Linked DNA regions of Homo sapiens: region 1 is linked to region 2. The links are chromatin contacts, found by Hi-C or POLR2A ChIA-PET in ENCODE. All regions are on one chromosome and are shown on one strand. The core of a region is the stretch at or near the end of the contact, and the rest is flanking DNA. Distances in the headings are between cores, read along the strand shown. Region 1 has its middle 39 kb from the start of FIGN. Region 2 holds the start of FIGN (fidgetin, microtubule severing factor).

What was found. A loop is a pair of places that touch in the nucleus more often than their neighbours do. ChIA-PET counts read pairs that join two places held with the same protein, here RNA polymerase II (POLR2A). Pooled maps may share reads with other maps.
Region 1: a map of PC-3 shows a loop between it and region 2 (7-fold over the local background). The contact joins the enhancer-like site here to the promoter of FIGN in region 2. A Hi-C loop is called at or near these places in 8 of 168 maps with a recorded cell type or tissue (Calu3, MCF 10A, PC-3 and 5 more) and 6 of 50 pooled maps. POLR2A ChIA-PET finds 5 or more read pairs at or near these places in 4 of 52 experiments (H1, MCF 10A, PC-9 and 1 more).

The regions. Positions count from the first base shown.
Region 1 is chr2:163,771,126-163,778,911 of GRCh38, reverse strand. No RefSeq gene overlaps it. Among named protein-coding and RNA genes, the nearest start is that of FIGN, 39 kb to the right of the region's middle. RefSeq lists an enhancer at 6,587-7,786. Within about 2 kb of position 3,916, at least 4 of the 41 ENCODE cell types and tissues checked have a DNase peak (open chromatin) inside an H3K27ac peak, as active enhancers do; they include PC-3, PC-9, Panc1 and 1 more, where a contact is called at or near this core.
Region 2 is chr2:163,732,505-163,740,404 of GRCh38, reverse strand. FIGN (fidgetin, microtubule severing factor) reads left to right here and starts at 4,397. Exons shown (of 3, transcript NM_018086.4): 1 at 4,397-4,567; 2 at 5,333-5,502. The coding sequence starts at 5,478. LOC107985957 (a long non-coding RNA gene) reads left to right here and starts at 6,464. Exons shown (of 2, transcript XR_001739759.2): 1 at 6,464-7,900. RefSeq lists enhancers at 2,758-3,273, 3,274-3,790.

The sequences.
Region 1 (7,786 bases), core at 2,667-5,166, 39 kb before region 2:
GTGCATATATATAGTCAAAATTTCTATATTCATTCATCTGTTGATGAACACTTAAGTTGTTTCATTTATTGACTTCACTATTGTGAATAATGCTGCAATGAACATACTGATTTCATTTCCTTTGGATGTATCCCCATAAGTGGGATTGCTGGATCATATGGTAGTTCTATTTTTAGTTTTTTGCCAGCATCTTTTATTTTAGAATAACACTGAGTTTTGCTCAAGTGGCTTATTTGGAAAAAGTTCACTTGCCAATACAGAGATGACTCAGATTAAATTTGTCTTTGCCTTTTCACACTAGCAAGCTTGGAATATTCCATTTAAGAAAATTTCCTAAGACCTTTCATTAAACTCAGTGTGGCATTCTTTATGAGTAAGATGTCTTGGAATTTACATTCATTTAGCAAATACCTGCTGGCTACTAACCATGTGCCAGGCACTGTTCCAAGTGCTGCGGAGACCTTAGTACAAAAGAGATAAAATTTTCAGCTCTTCATGGAGCTTATGTTTTACTAGGGGGAGGTAGAAAAATAAGCAAATAAATATACAGGATACTGAGTGTATTGAGTGCAAATGAAGGGAGAGGAAGCAACTAAGATCCATGGCACGTGAGGGGCGAGAGTTTGCAATTTTAAGTAATGCAGTGAGGAAAGGCCTTATATCAGTGATCACATTTAAGTAAATACCTGAAAGAGATGAGAAAGTAAGCCCTACCAGTGTAGGAAAGAATGCTCTAAGCAAAGAAAATAGGCGATTCGAAGGGCACTGCTTGGAATGTGTCTGCCTTGTTCAAGAAACATCAAGAAGGCCAATGTGGCAATGGTTGCAAGGGAGCAGGTAAGGCAGGGATTTCTAGAACCTTGTATGCACATTGGATTCGCCTCTGAGGGAGATGGGATGCTTTGGTTGGCTTTTGAGTAAGAGTGACATAACCTAAGCAGTTTTAAAGAGATCACTCTGATCCCACTGATAAACCAAGATTTGGGAGTTGGAGATCCCAAAAGGTCGTTAGATTCCTAAGGGCCTTTTTGATGCTATGATTCCACATTCCATACTTTGAAGTGATATCCCAAGCACCTACCCAGTTCAACGTGAAATGACTGTTGAACAGTATTTTCAGCAGTCTGAGGTGCTAAAATCACAGTATTCTAAAAGGCAAGTCTAACATTAAGTATTAGAAAGTCTGAGATTGCCTAACTTTGACAGTGAGAAAGAGGAGATTAATTAACAAAAAATTAAGTATTATAGCATAAGTATTTGTATATTCACACCATATGTCTTCATGATTCAGAACGCAAGAAATCATTTGGAAATGAATATGGTGTGTTATGGTAGCCAATACTTGGAGAAAGGAAAGATGGGCAAATTTGGCTCTGAAAATGTTAGGAGGGATGACTTGAGTAAGTTTCTTAACCTATCTGAGTCTCATTTCCAAAACTGAGAAAATAATATCCACACGTTAGCATGTGAAGATTAAATAAGACATTGAATGGGAAAGACCCAATATGGAGTAAATTCTCAATACATGTTGGTTTCTTCCTTCTTTAGACTTGACAGAGATGTCAAATTTTGACATGAATATTTGACTAGGGTTGGAAGAGCAAGGCTATGGGAGTCTTTTCTATGTATACTTACTACAGACCAGATATTTTGATATGTCATTGAATAAAGAAGCATGTACACTGGAAAAAAAAAAAAGGTAAGATTGCATCTGCCCCTGGCCAAGTTGTATGAATGAGAAACAAAAATAAATGGTATTCTTTAGTAAATACAATCCCAACCGTAAATAATAAATGATAGTCTACAAGTAATGAAGAATTTGTCAAAATTAAAATTTAAAAATTTACTTACATTTTTGAGGACATGGATATTCAGGCACTTATAAAGAATTTTAGAATCAATCCCAGAATCCCTAAATTAAATCCAAGGGTTTAAATTATCATAAAAAGAACATATCAAGCCAAGTGTGGTGGCTCATGCCTATAATCCCAGCACTTTGGGAGGCCAAAGCAGGAGGATTGCTTGAGCACAGGAATTTGAGACCAACCTGGGCAACATGGTGAGGCCCTATCTCTACCAAAAAAAAAAAAAATTGTTTTAATTAGCTAGTCATGGTGGCATGTCTGTAGTCCTAGCTACTGAAGAGGCTGAGGCAGGAGGACCACTTGAGGCTGGTAAGTCAAGGCTGCAGTGAGCTGTGATTGAGCCGCTGCACTCTAGCCTAGGCAACATGTGAGACCCCATTTCTACCTTAAAAAAAAAAAAATAAATAAAATAAAATATCAGAGGATTTCAAAGATTACCACCCTTTGAAACTTTTTTTTTTTTGAGACAGAGTACTTACTCTGTCACCCAGGCTGGAGTGCAGTGGCATGATCACACCTCACTGCAACCTCTGCCTCCTGGGTTCAAGCAATCCTCCCACCTCAGCCTCCCAAGTAGCTGGGACTATAGGCACACGCCACCACTCCCAGCTAACGTTTGTAATTTTTGTAAAGATGGGATTTTGCCATGTTGCCCAGGCTGGTCTTGAACTCCTGGGCTCAAGCGATCCACCCACCTCGGCCTCCAAAAGTGTTAGGAATATAAGCATGAGCCACTGCGACTGGCCCCACTTTGAAACTTTTTAAATAAAAGGCAAATTAATCTCTAAAGAATATATTTGAGAGCAACAATATATACATATTTGTGACCTCATCGTTCCATTTTCTTCTCTGTTGTATCTGTTTGTTTGTTATTAAAGTTTTCTACTAAAATAACTGGGTTCCTTACATGGAGAGGTGACATCTAGAGAAATCAGTTTAGTTTAAATTGAATTGGCTGCTGTATGAAGCCTTGTAACATCATTGTCAGATGTACCAATAAGTCATTATTTTCAGGAATGACACTTACAATATGGTGACACATCCTATCTCCTTTGTTACAAAAAGGGGATAGTACAGGTGGAAAAGATAAACAAAGTCACAGAGGCCTCATGGTCAACATTAAAGTGATTTGACAAACAAAGAATAGCAGAAAGAGAAACAGCATCTCCTATCTGTTTTCTAGGCCTCAAAAGATTCATAACTTGATATATTCTTAATTCAGCTAGGAACTTTTACAAATTGAAATGATGAAAAACACTGCATAAATATTAGAATTCTCTGGTGGAAAGGTATGAACAATGAACGTGTTGCTGAATGAATACAAAGTACATAACACTTTGCAAATAAGAAGGCTGTCAAAGAAGAGAGAAATTGACATATATCAGAGGACCTACTGGACCTAAAATATTAAATATGATGAGTGAATAAAGACTATTTTTCTTGTTGCTTAGTTCTTCTCGTAGGCAAGAACATTTCCTTCAAAAGAGCACACTAAATGCATTCTCCAGTTGACTCATTTTCACACTAGATGGCAAATGTGTGGGAGGCCACACACACAAAAAAAGATGCTTTTTGATTAGATTAGTGAGAGGGGGAAGTCTGATTCATCCATAAAATGATAGGAGCTATATTTGTTCTAATGATGCATCTAAGATTGCATTTCCAGTTGCTTGATTTTAGATGGTGCCTCTGGAGCATCTCTCTAGAAAGAAACTTTTTAAAAATTCTTTAGCTGAAATAATTCTTCTTTCTGACCTAAAACTTGAAATCTTAAAACTTCTGATGTGGACATTAATTGTGGACATTAATTGTGATGAAAAGGAGGAGTTATTGGAGGGGGCTCTGGGGAAGGGTCAGAAATGATATATTCCATGTCCAGAAAAATGGAGAGGGCTAGGAAAATATGGTGTGGGATTACACAATTTGGAACTGAAGGCTTTAGTCATGAACACTGAAGCATGGTAATCCAAGTGTAGTTGTCCAAGAGATCTGCTACTGCACATTATCTAGGCCTGACTCATTTTTCTTACTTGTACTTTCAAATATGTCGTTGGCCCAGTGTAACCTGTTGGTTTCCTATTAGATCATGGTGTTATTAAACTTTTTAGTCGAATATGCTGTTGAACTTCTCTTTCTTTTCCCTTTAAAAAACACCCAGGTAAATGGCTTTTGCTATAGTTTACTGAGAGTTTCCAACAGGGTTTGAAGTTAAGAACATTTGAAATTTATCATATGACAGATAAAATAATGACAAAAGTTACATCTCATTCCTAATACTAAAATTTTGTGCGATAAAAATGACAACTGGCACAAGCATAGAAATGCTGTTTAAGGGTGGAATAAATACCTTTTCTCTGCCCTATTGAGTACCCAGTGCTCAAAGTAAGTATTCAAATACTATACATCTTACCCCCAAAGATCATTGATATAGATTATATGAAAATAAATTCAATTCAAGTTTAACATTAATTACACTTTATTACAACTGCATAGATTTATCATAGTCCAGACTACAGTGGCTAGTATGGCTTTGGGCAGTTATTTGATATCTGACAATGGCAAGAAGTGTATAGTATGACAAGTTTTCTCATTTAAATGAGGAATATTAGACAGCTATAAAATCCTTCCATAAAATGAAATGTCTAATTTTACCCATGTGATACTTCTTATTTTGCTCTTAGTGGAGTAGTATGTACAGATTATGTCAAATGTCAACAAATATTAAAACAAAATGCAAAAAATTTAGATATTTTGAAACACCTAGATATTTTATTTTTCACTTTTCTTATGAATTTTGGCTGCAACATACTATGCTAATCTAAACATTTCTTAATAACTTTGTTTTAAATCTTTGGTTAAATCTGATAAACTTAAGAGCAAATCAGGTTCACTTTATGATGATCTAATTGGCCATTGACTTTGGGAAACTGGAAAAAGCCAATTTGATTCCTTTGTGATAGAGTTGGTGAAGAGAAAGACCCAGGAAGGAAGGGGCTGCAATAATAAACAAGTTGTTAAATCACTCTATATAGTGGAGTTCAAACAAGTAAACGAACAAATAAAATTTAGGAATGAATCCTCACTTCAATCATTGCAATTTTTTGAATTTTTTTTTTTTTTTGAGCCAGGGTCTTGCTTTGTTTCCCTGGCTAGTGTGCAGTGGTGCAATCATGGCTCACTGCAGCCTCGACCTGTCAGTCTCCAGCGATCCTCCCACCTCAGTCTCCCGAGTAGCTGAGACTACAGTCACACAGCACTATGCCTGACTAATTTTGTGTGTGTGTGTGTGTGTGTGTGTGTGTGTTTTTGTTTGTTTGTTTGTTTGTTTCATAGAGATGGGGTTTTGACATGTTGCCCATCCTGGTAAATTTCTAAATCTTACTGAGACTCAGTTCTCTCACCTGTAAATGGAGAAAATAATGCCCACTTCTCTTGACTGTTATGAGAATTAGCCAAGATAATTAAGCTGTAAGCATTTAGCATAAAGCCTAAAAACGGTAGGCATTTAATAAATGTTACTTTCTGTTTACCCTCTTTCATACTAAAGAAACAAAGTTCAATTTTGATCGAAGTCTAGTACCATGTTAAATATCAACTTTTCCTTAATGATTAAATCCCTGCTGATCTTTTACACCATGGTGTTTGTGTTAATTGAATAGCGATTCAAGATGTCTACACACTACAATTAGACATGACACTACAATCTAAGGAAGGCCCTCTCCTACTTAGGAATAGCTTGTGTTCCAAAAGCCAATTTGTTATTCCCTACTAAGAATTTAAAACACATATTCCCAAAGAATCAATGCTTTAGTAATCTATCATTTACTTGATGTATTATGTAAATAACACTGACGAGTTTAACAACTTACAATATTCTATGGCAAAATGCATTCAAAATTCCAAGTTGAGACTTTGATAATGTATGCCTCCCACAGGCAGTAAGAATAGAATTTCTCTTAGTTCCAAGATACTATGGGGTCTTCTGTAGGCTGGTGTACTGATCTTTTGGTGAAGACACTTCTTACCACCTCCTTTGCCATTATTCTGTCCTCAGTCACCACTAGTATAGCTTTCTGGCTGGGCACGGTGGCTCACGCCTGTAATCCCAGCACTTTGGGAGGCCGAGACGGGTGGATCACCTGTGGTCAGGAGTTCAAGTCCAGCCTGGCCAACATGGTGAAACCCTGTCTCTACTAAAAATACCAAAAATAAAATAAAATAAAATAAAATAAAATAAAATAAAATAAAATAAAATAAAATAAAATAAAATAAAATAAATAGCTGGACCTGGTGGCAGGTGCCTGTAATTCCAACTAGTCAGGAGGCTGAGGCAGGAGAATTGCTTGAACCCGGGAGGCAGAGTTCACAGTGAGCCAAGGTCATGCCATTGCACTCCAGCCTGGGCAACGAGAGGAAAACTCCATCTCAAAAACAACAACAACAACAAAATACATATATAATTTTCCTACCTTTAGGTTCATTTGCCCTTCCTCCCCAACACACACACACACACACACACACACACACACACACACCCCTCTTTTTCTTTTGCTTTAAGAACTATTGATTCTCCATTACTGTCATTCCTAACTGCTGCTTTCCCCCAACCACCATAAGACTCAATGCAAATTTATGACCCTATGTTCCCCACTGAATCTCTAAAGTAAACATATTACCCTTTTGATTTCTGCGGGGAGGAGAGGATAATCAGAGTTTGCAGCCAGGAAACTCATGGAACTAATGATCATTAAATATCTTATCCTATACATGTAGTTCTACACCAGGCTCTGAACTCATCGTATTTCTCATTCTTTTCTTTAGGCTTGGAGAAAATTAAAGACATCATTTATGCTTCGTAGAACAAACCAGAATTACGGGATCTGAGATTTGATAAATGAGATGGGAGGGAATAAGGAACACGATTGGATATCTAATGGAGATAGAAGAGCAGGACACTGGTGGAAAAAGTCTTAGAAACAAGTTGTTGAATAAATATGCAGGAATAAACAAATGAATGAGATTTCCTCAAGTAAACGAGTTTTAAAAACTATAAAGAGACGTATTTGGTTGGTGCAAAAGTAATAGCAACTTTTTCCATTACTTTTAAAGGCAAAAACCACAATTTTGTACCAACCTAATACAATTGCGTGTTGCTTTCTCTTCTCTCTGGTCCACCATGGCAAATGGGAAGGGCTGGGAATTCCTGGAGTATTTAGTCAGTGTCACACTAAGCAAACAGGTATTCTGATGCTTGAAGTATTCATAGACGTAGTAAGGTATGGTAAAAAGATCCTTACTTGCAAGTCATCTGAGTTTGAGATCACTTTTTCTCACTTCCTAGTCAGAGCCCTTGGGTAATTCTTTCGCTTTGTTCAGGTCTCTGTTTTACCATTTGTGAAGTGATGAACCTAGAATAACAAATCAAGAAATACCTAAATACATTTTTTAATTAAAAAAATAACTAAGATCCACAACTTAGATCATTAAAGATTTTGAACATGGGGTATTTTCTTTTAAGTGTCCCAGTAACATTGTCTACACAACGCAGAACACCCATGTGAATCCAAAATATTCAGTTAGCCATCTGTATGACTCCAGACATGGGGTGTGTGGCACACTGCCATCAGAGCATCTGTATGGCTGATATTTTCCTTTCCTAACTGAATGTTTAGATAGTGATATGGAATAACAAGGACCCAATTAGCTAGTACTGTTTCTCACTCCTTACCTTAGTCAAGAGCCCATCCCACACAAAGGAAATAATAAGAAAATTATTTTGCCCGCACATCCATTCAAACCAAGTCACCGAAGGCATTCACTTGAACAGAGTATATCCTTTACTGAAGAATAAGGAAGATGAACACACATTTCTTTTAGCATAAAAAACATTGACCAGGGTCAAGTAGCACATTGCTAGCTGA
Region 2 (7,900 bases), core at 3,148-5,647:
CCATGCAAAATCAGGCAAAAGTTCCAGCAAATATACACACACTATAAATATATGTGAATTTAAAAATGTAATACTCAGGTTAATAGAAGAAAGCAAAACATCTTAAGTGAACCCATCACAGGATTTTCCAGTTTGTCTCTACTGTAGAGCTAGATCACTGAGGAGATGTATGAACCACACTAATATCCTTTGACAGTACCTGCATTTGAGTGTCATTCTGAGCAAATTGAGTAATTTTACTCAATGAGGTCATGATCTTCACTAGCTTTTGTGGTTTTTTTTCTTTCTTTTTTTCTTTTTTTTTTTTTAGGGGAAAGGGTGGTACATAAGGACTTCTTAGTAACTTTATTGAAGTGAAAATCATGACCCTTATACTGCAATTTTATGGAAGCATTAAAAAATTATCTTGTCACTAATTTGCATTATTGTAAGAACTACCTCAGATTTTTGTGAGTAATATGAAAGAAAAAGTCTAGTTTCATAAACAGCTACTAAGTTCTAGAATGTGTTTTGAAACCCAGGAGTTTGGAAGAATATATTATTAGTTTAATGTTTTATTAAAATATTTAACATTTAAGTTCAAAACTAAAAAACAATATTTGAAAAATTAAATTGAATTGCGTTTAGCATTTTATGAAAAACTATACATGATAGCCCTCCAAACTTCTTTCCTTAAAGCATCTTGTGACCTACATCTCCCTCATCTTTTCTACCCGCTGTCTACCTTCTGCCTCCACTGATTTTTTTTCCTTTCCTTTCCTCTCCCATCACTTAGGTAAAGCACATCTCTGTGTCCAGCCTAGCTCATATTTTCCTTAGTCCAGTGCAGACAAGTCTATGGTCATTTGCAAAATCACATTCAGTATCACTTTGCTTATTCCCTTAACCTTCACTTTTGTTGTTGTTGCTTACATTATTTTGAGAAGAAAAAGCAGAAAAAAGTAGAATTCCCCTCTGAATTATCTTGAAAGGAAGGCATACACACACACACTCCTGAAGAAGAGTTATGTTGATTTTTCTTCTGATTTTCTTAAAAAGCACAAGTTTGAGTATACTGTGTATTAGAATTTCACATATTAGTCAAAATGTTATGCATTATAATGTCTGTGCATTTAAAAAGTAAAATAGAAAGAGAAATGATATTGCTAATAGAGTGGGAAAAATTAGTCAAATTTATTATTTTCTGAAATAACTGTTTCCCTGACTAGCCAATCAACTTCCTTTAAACACTCAATATTTAATTCTCATGTTATATCAAGAAGTTTCAAAAGATATTATAGAGATGGATGTCAGCTACAGCCAGAAACATTTCTTTTGATTAAAAGTTTTGAAGATAAATGCATACAGAATATGATGACTGTTAAAGTGCTTTTTAATCATACCACATAATTAAAGATAGTTTTATTAAAACAACAAAAACTGAACATCGCAAACAATGCCATGAATCTCTGTGGAAAAGAAAGTCAAGTTTTATTTTCCTTTGCTTAAAATAATTGGAGAAAAGCAACTTTTACCTATACTTAAAAAAAAAGGGAGAAATAGTGCAATGACGAACTCTCCTGTGTATCTTATTATTATGGAAGTCCCATAATGTATATTCTATTATGTAAGTGTCTTTTATTCCCAGAGTATATGTAATTTTGAACAATTTAGAAACTCTGTACCTCTATCCAGTGCTCTTTTGAACAGTTTTCCAATTATTTGATTCCAAAGTTAATTATATTTATTTGCATGTTGAATGATTTTTTTATAATGTGTATTTCAAATGAATCTATAAGGGAATTGGAAAGGTACAGTTATTATCTATTAATAAACTCTTGCTGACCACACTTTTTCCTCCTCTTTTTAAAGAGCAGGGGTTGTTTTATTTTAGATATTACAGATGAATGGCTTTAAGTCTGTCATCAAAATACATTGTTTTTATATTCAGTGGGCACTGTATTATATATTTTATTCACTATTTGAATTTACACAAGGAACTGTAAATTCAACGCTAGGATTTAATGTTAAAGGTTGATGAGCTCTGAACTTTTTTAACAAACAAGAACAGAGCAGTTTTGCCCGAATTGCACAGAGCATCTGCTGTGTGTCCAGAGGACTTTTGGTCGTCATTCCCCAAATGGGCAATAACTGCGATTATGAGCGCTTCACAGTTTTTTTTTTTTTTTTTAATTCATCTGTACTCAATCCAACAGTGACCCACAGATATTTCCCTACACTTATTTCTTTGTGGTAAAATCCAATGAACAACTTTTCGTAATATCATTTTCAAAGCCATCTTGTAAAATATAACTAAAGAGGTTTCAGTGTTCTCTGTTACATCAGAATAAAGTTCTTCTGTTTTATTTCGAAGACTCCTTTTTTAAAAAATTCACAGAAAGGTCAAATCCATTCCAAATAGAAATCTCATTGCTTAGAAATATTTCTTAGGATCTCGAATCACTCTTTTTTTGTCTTTTAAATTCTGTCATCTGCCTAGATTTAACTGAAATAATTTTTATTTCTCAGTGTGTTAGCTAAAGGCATCCATTCAAAGGTAAGAACATCATAAAAGGTGAATGGAATTAATTTCAAAGTATATATTTGGCATTTTTAAAGAGCTGCATTTCAGCATCTGGAGAGCTGCAATTTAGGCTATCAAATCTACAACAGAGAAGCTGGGGGAAATGTGAACACCCTTATGAGGAGGGTCAGTCCTCAGCAAGTGCATTTTCGGTTCCAACCTTCAAAGGTAACATTTTCAGCTTGATGGGCTCCTGGTGGAATATATAATTTGCCTCTTTCATTCTTAGCTTCGTTGAAATATAGAAGACTGGATGTCTACCAGGCCAAAGTATAAACTCACCATTTATCTATTAAAGTCATATTTAATGAAAACGAAGAGAAATTATGACCCAATTCACTCTCTTTCTCATTACAATTCCTAAAGAACTTTGCCGGGCACATTATCTCGTAGACATCATGATCAAATGTTATTGTTTGCTTTATTATCTCAGTTGGATGGTTGGCTAGTCTAGAATGAAATAGGTTGAAGGCAATACTCTCAGCCTAGAAGTCTGAATGAGGTTCCCATTCAAATGATCCTGATTGTTTGCGGGTGGGGCGGGGTGATTAGTAAACCAACTGAGCTTACACTGCATAGTAAGCGTCTGGATGCCGCACATTTACATCTAACAAGAGACCCCAGAAAACGTGTGTGTGTTTCTTAAACCTTATGTTCCGAACAAAAGGCTATCTCAGCAACAGACAATCAGCACTGCATTGCTCCCTGGGATGCGAGCAACACACTCAACTGCACATTTCATTCTTCCTCGGCTCCCAGCACCACAAAGCCCCTACTCTCTTCCCACTCCTGGGTCCCCAGATTACTCCATAGAGGGGGGTTGGGAAGGCAGAAGCCTAACGTCTATGCCTGCGCACCAGCCGCCGACACCAGGGCCCCCCGGGCGCTGCTTTCTCCAGCCCGAGCCGCCTGGGGGAGGTAGGGAGGGGAGCCAGGGAGCGCGAGAGGGGACCGCACACCTAGACACTTAGGATTTTATTTATTCACAGGGAGGCGGGGGAGGGGAACTGGGCGAACGCGAATTTTCTCCCCGAAGTTGCCTCTTCTAAGCAGATCAAGTCGTTTTCTGGCTGGTGCTGGGGGCCCCGGGGAGGGTGCCGGTGAGGTCCAGGCTCTCGAGACCAGATCCCGTCCCGTGCGCAGAGGGGGTGGGGAAGGGCGGACGGGCCGCAGCTGTCGAGAGGGCCGGGAACCGGCAGGGAAGAGCCCGCGGGCCGGGGAGCAGCGCGGCTCTGTCCCGGGCCCTCCAACGCAGGCCGGGGAGCGCAGGGGCCGGCTGGTCACGCGTGGGAAAGAAAGCCCCCTTCCCCCTACGGCGCTGCTCCCCTTTCCCCAGGCTGGGCCGCCAGAGAGTGCGTGCAGGGAGAGCTGCGAGTCCCCGCGCGCGTAATCATGACCTCGGGGCCCCCTCCGGGCCGCGTGAGCGCATCGGCGAGGCTGGGCGGCCGCCGCGGCCCCGGCCGTGTAACATGACCCGAGCGGCCGGCCGGCCGGCGCGGCGCGGCCATTGAGCCCTCCCTGCCCATGAATCTCTGGCGCGTCTCTAGCTCGCTCGCCGGCTCGCCTCCCGCCTCCCTTTCTCCCCCTCCAGCTCCGCGGGCTCCGTGCGCCTCTCCCTCTCCCTCCTGGTCCTCCCGCTGCCCGTCTCTCTCCACTGCCCGCCTCTCGCCACTGCCTCCCGTCTTCTCTCCCTCACGGCAGCCTCCGTCTCTTTCTCCCTCTCTCCTTTGAAAACTGATCTTTGGCTCTTAGTGTGAAAGTGATTTGAATTTGGCTCTGCGGCGCTCTGCGCCTGCGCCCAGCCTCTGGCATGCTGGCTCCTTCCAAGCAGCTGTTTTGGGTTTGAAATTCCAACATGGCAGAGGCTGCAGTCCGTCTTCCCTTCAAAAACTTGGAATGATTTCAAATCATAGGCACCTTCACTTAACCCTAGCTTCCATTCATCAGCAAACACATCGGATCGATGCTACGCTAACCTATCGGGTTCTCTCTCCGCGCGTTCAGGTAAGAGGAGCTTCGTAGTTTTCTACCATCTGTTTAAATTTGTTTTTGTTTTATTTTTAAAGAATATAAATACATCCAAGACCTGTAATTAAAAGAGATCTTCAGTTGTGCCGTAAACATTAAATTCAATTTCCACTCGTTTCTATTCTGTACGCCAACCTGCTGTCTAATTTCTCTGTTCAAAGTAGCCCTGAAACATTATAATGCATATTTTTGCTGCTTAATCATTGTAACAATAGTATGGGATTAAGAGTTCGCGATTGCAAGAATCTCGCTTTTCGCTATATTGGGCTTACTTATTACTATCTTTTTACTTCAAAAATAAAAAAATAAGAAAGCGGAGCCATAGGGTGGGGCTAGACTTTCTTCGGGAACTAACTTCTAAGTAAATAAGAAGTGTAAATAAGAATCTTGCACACACACAAAAAGTTGAGGTTAAATTACAATCTCGTGGCTGGGGGAACGAGAAAATGTCAGAAGATCGGTTGCAGAAAAATGTAAGCACATCATCTAGGAGGGGGTACAGCGTGGTGGGCGTATTGTTGGCAAGGAACGGGAGAGAAAGATGTATAATTTAATGGTATATACAATCCACTGATCCTATTACCGTCCTCCCCGGAGCTCTTGTTAGTTTCAATGGGAGTGAGTGAAATTGACATGGACTTGCATTCCTGGTCATGTGCTTTTTTTCCTTTCTTTCTTCTCCTGTGATCTGAGATCCCCTTTTTGTTGATGTTGCTTTCCCCCTTAATTATATGCATGTAGGTTAAATGAATACCTGACGAAAGGGCCCACGTTTCAAGGCAGTGACATTTGATAGCTGAGAGGAAAAGTGGCTTTAATGAAAAGCAACCTTTGGAATTCCTGCTTGTGAGAAATCCAATTCAGCTTTTTGTGCTGCCAGCAAGAAATGATCAGTAGCACCAGTGTTTATGGTATGTCAGTTTTGGAATTTACTTCCTTTGCATCTAAATAGGAAAGACAAATGAAATAGCATGATAAAACCATTGAAGACTGCCTGGCAAGCAGTTGCTCATGATATAGAATTCCTTTTTTTAAAAAATATATGTTTAATGTCACCATGCTTTTTTTTCTTTTGCTATCACTTGTTTGTATATTGCAGTTTTGATTAATATATTACTTGAATCCACTTTTATCGGTTTTAGCTGTCATCCAGAAGTTGCACGTTACTAGTAATGCACTATATATATATAACTGCTGAAGTCAAATAGTATGTAAATTAGTTAAACTCAGTGTGGGTTTTTTTTTTTTTTTTTTTTGAAGGAGGGAGGCTGGGCAAAGGGGAGAGGGCAGGAGTGTTGGGAAAGATTACTAACTAATGAAAGTGTATCTATATATATGTACACACACAGGAACAGGACTGGATGAAAATTTTATTTTTCTCAATCTATTAATGCAGTTTGACTATCTGCTCTTGATGTTTGCACTTTGTGGAGTAATCAGTTCTTCTGAGTGTGGTTTTTTTTTGGGGGGGGCGGGTAAGTGAAGAGGTGTCTTTTACATGAAAATAAAAATTATATTTTGATTGTCCAAAGTCCTTGATGTCTTTTAAAGAGTAGGGATAGGTTTTTCTTCCCCCTTTCCATTCACTCGTCTGCCTGTCAGCGCTTTTTACTTTTAACTTGTGACAGAATTAAATAATCAGGCACTGAAATTGACTTCGTTTGAAATCGCTCTTTCCTTTCTTTACAAAAAAAAAAAGTCAGTTAAATGGAGTGAGAGGGGATTTTCAATAGCTCTTGTGGCAGTGCCCTGTGTACACTTTGTAATATTCAATTAAGACAGAGGGAACAACAACAACAAAAAGATGTTAAAGTATTTTGCATAACCAAAGGATATGTCCACTTTAGACTGTTTTTTTTTTTTTTTTTTTTGGTTGTTGCTATGTTTACCCCATGACCGTTAATTCCTCCTGAAAAGAGAGAAAGAAGGAAAGAGAGAATATGAAAAAAGAAATAACAGTGGGGCAAAGCTGCCAGGGGTCTGTAGTGTGGCCGTGGTCACTGCTCTCTCCTAACACAAATGTGAATACGAAGAGAGGAACTACAAGACCCGTTGCGCGACATACACGTCTGGTTGGACTCTGGTGACTATTGAGCTAAATACACACCACACTTACACGATAGGAAAGATTTGATTGAATTTTGCATTTGGAACTTGTTGACTTTGAAGCGATCAATAAGAAGACTGTTTATTTTAGATGCACATAATTTGCCCTGAGAAATGTTTTAAGGAGGAGAGAGCACAGCTTTTTTTCCCCCGGAGCTGTTGGAGCGAATGGGATTGCCAGATGGGCGATTTCCCTCTGTGATGTTAAAGCTGTAATATATATTCAGAGCAGATTGGGCTGCTGCCTGTGATGAGGAGGATATTACATTTATAAATTTTAAATCGGAGCTCGGACAATGTGCTGAGAGCAGAAATTGGATGGTTTGACTGTTCACCGTATTGATACTTAAATGTGATTTCTAGGTAGTACTAATAATAATCATTGCAATAATTCATGAAAAACATACTGGCATAGGCAATTATATAATTCATGACATTTAACAGCAGATTTGAGTGTGTAAATTGCCCCCCTCTTAAGTCTCTGCTTACTATTAAATAATAGTCACATAATTCATTTCCCTATGTTTAAATGTCCGATGTGCAAATGATGTTAACTTAGGAGCCTTGTTATCATATATTAGAATTCTAGGGGTGAAAGTTTACATACATATATATAAAGTAGACACTTGTGTATATGTATAAAGTGGCGTTACTGGCTCTTGTTTTCTAATTCTTTACTCTGATTATTTTTAGATTTTGTTTGTCTCAAATGTGCGGCCTAAAGGAACCAGAGCTACAAACCTAAAAGACTAGAAAGTGGGCAAGTGCTCACACTCTGGCAGCTCTGCTGTTGCAAATTAAAAGTGTGTTGTGGTCAGGAAATGAAAGCTACAATGTCTCTTTTGAACAAGTCGTTTATCAAGAGAAACATCTATCAGGGACTGCCTTGTCACATTGATCCTCTAAAAGTTAGGTCCGAGGTGGAAGCTGCTTTGATGTTTTTGATCCTAAATTTAATACAACAGAAAAAAAGCAAGGATATTTTGACCAGTATAGATTTTTAAAAATGTTTCCTGGAACCAACAAGATCTATTTATTAGGATTTCACTATGTGTGAAGTTTTCTGGACGTAACAGTTGAAAGGTTGAAGGGGAAATCCCAGACTTTATAAATTGATGATTGTTAGAATATACATTTATAATATATTTAGTGATGGCTGGCTTCTTGGTGCACATGGAATGGACGTTTTGAACACAGATTGTT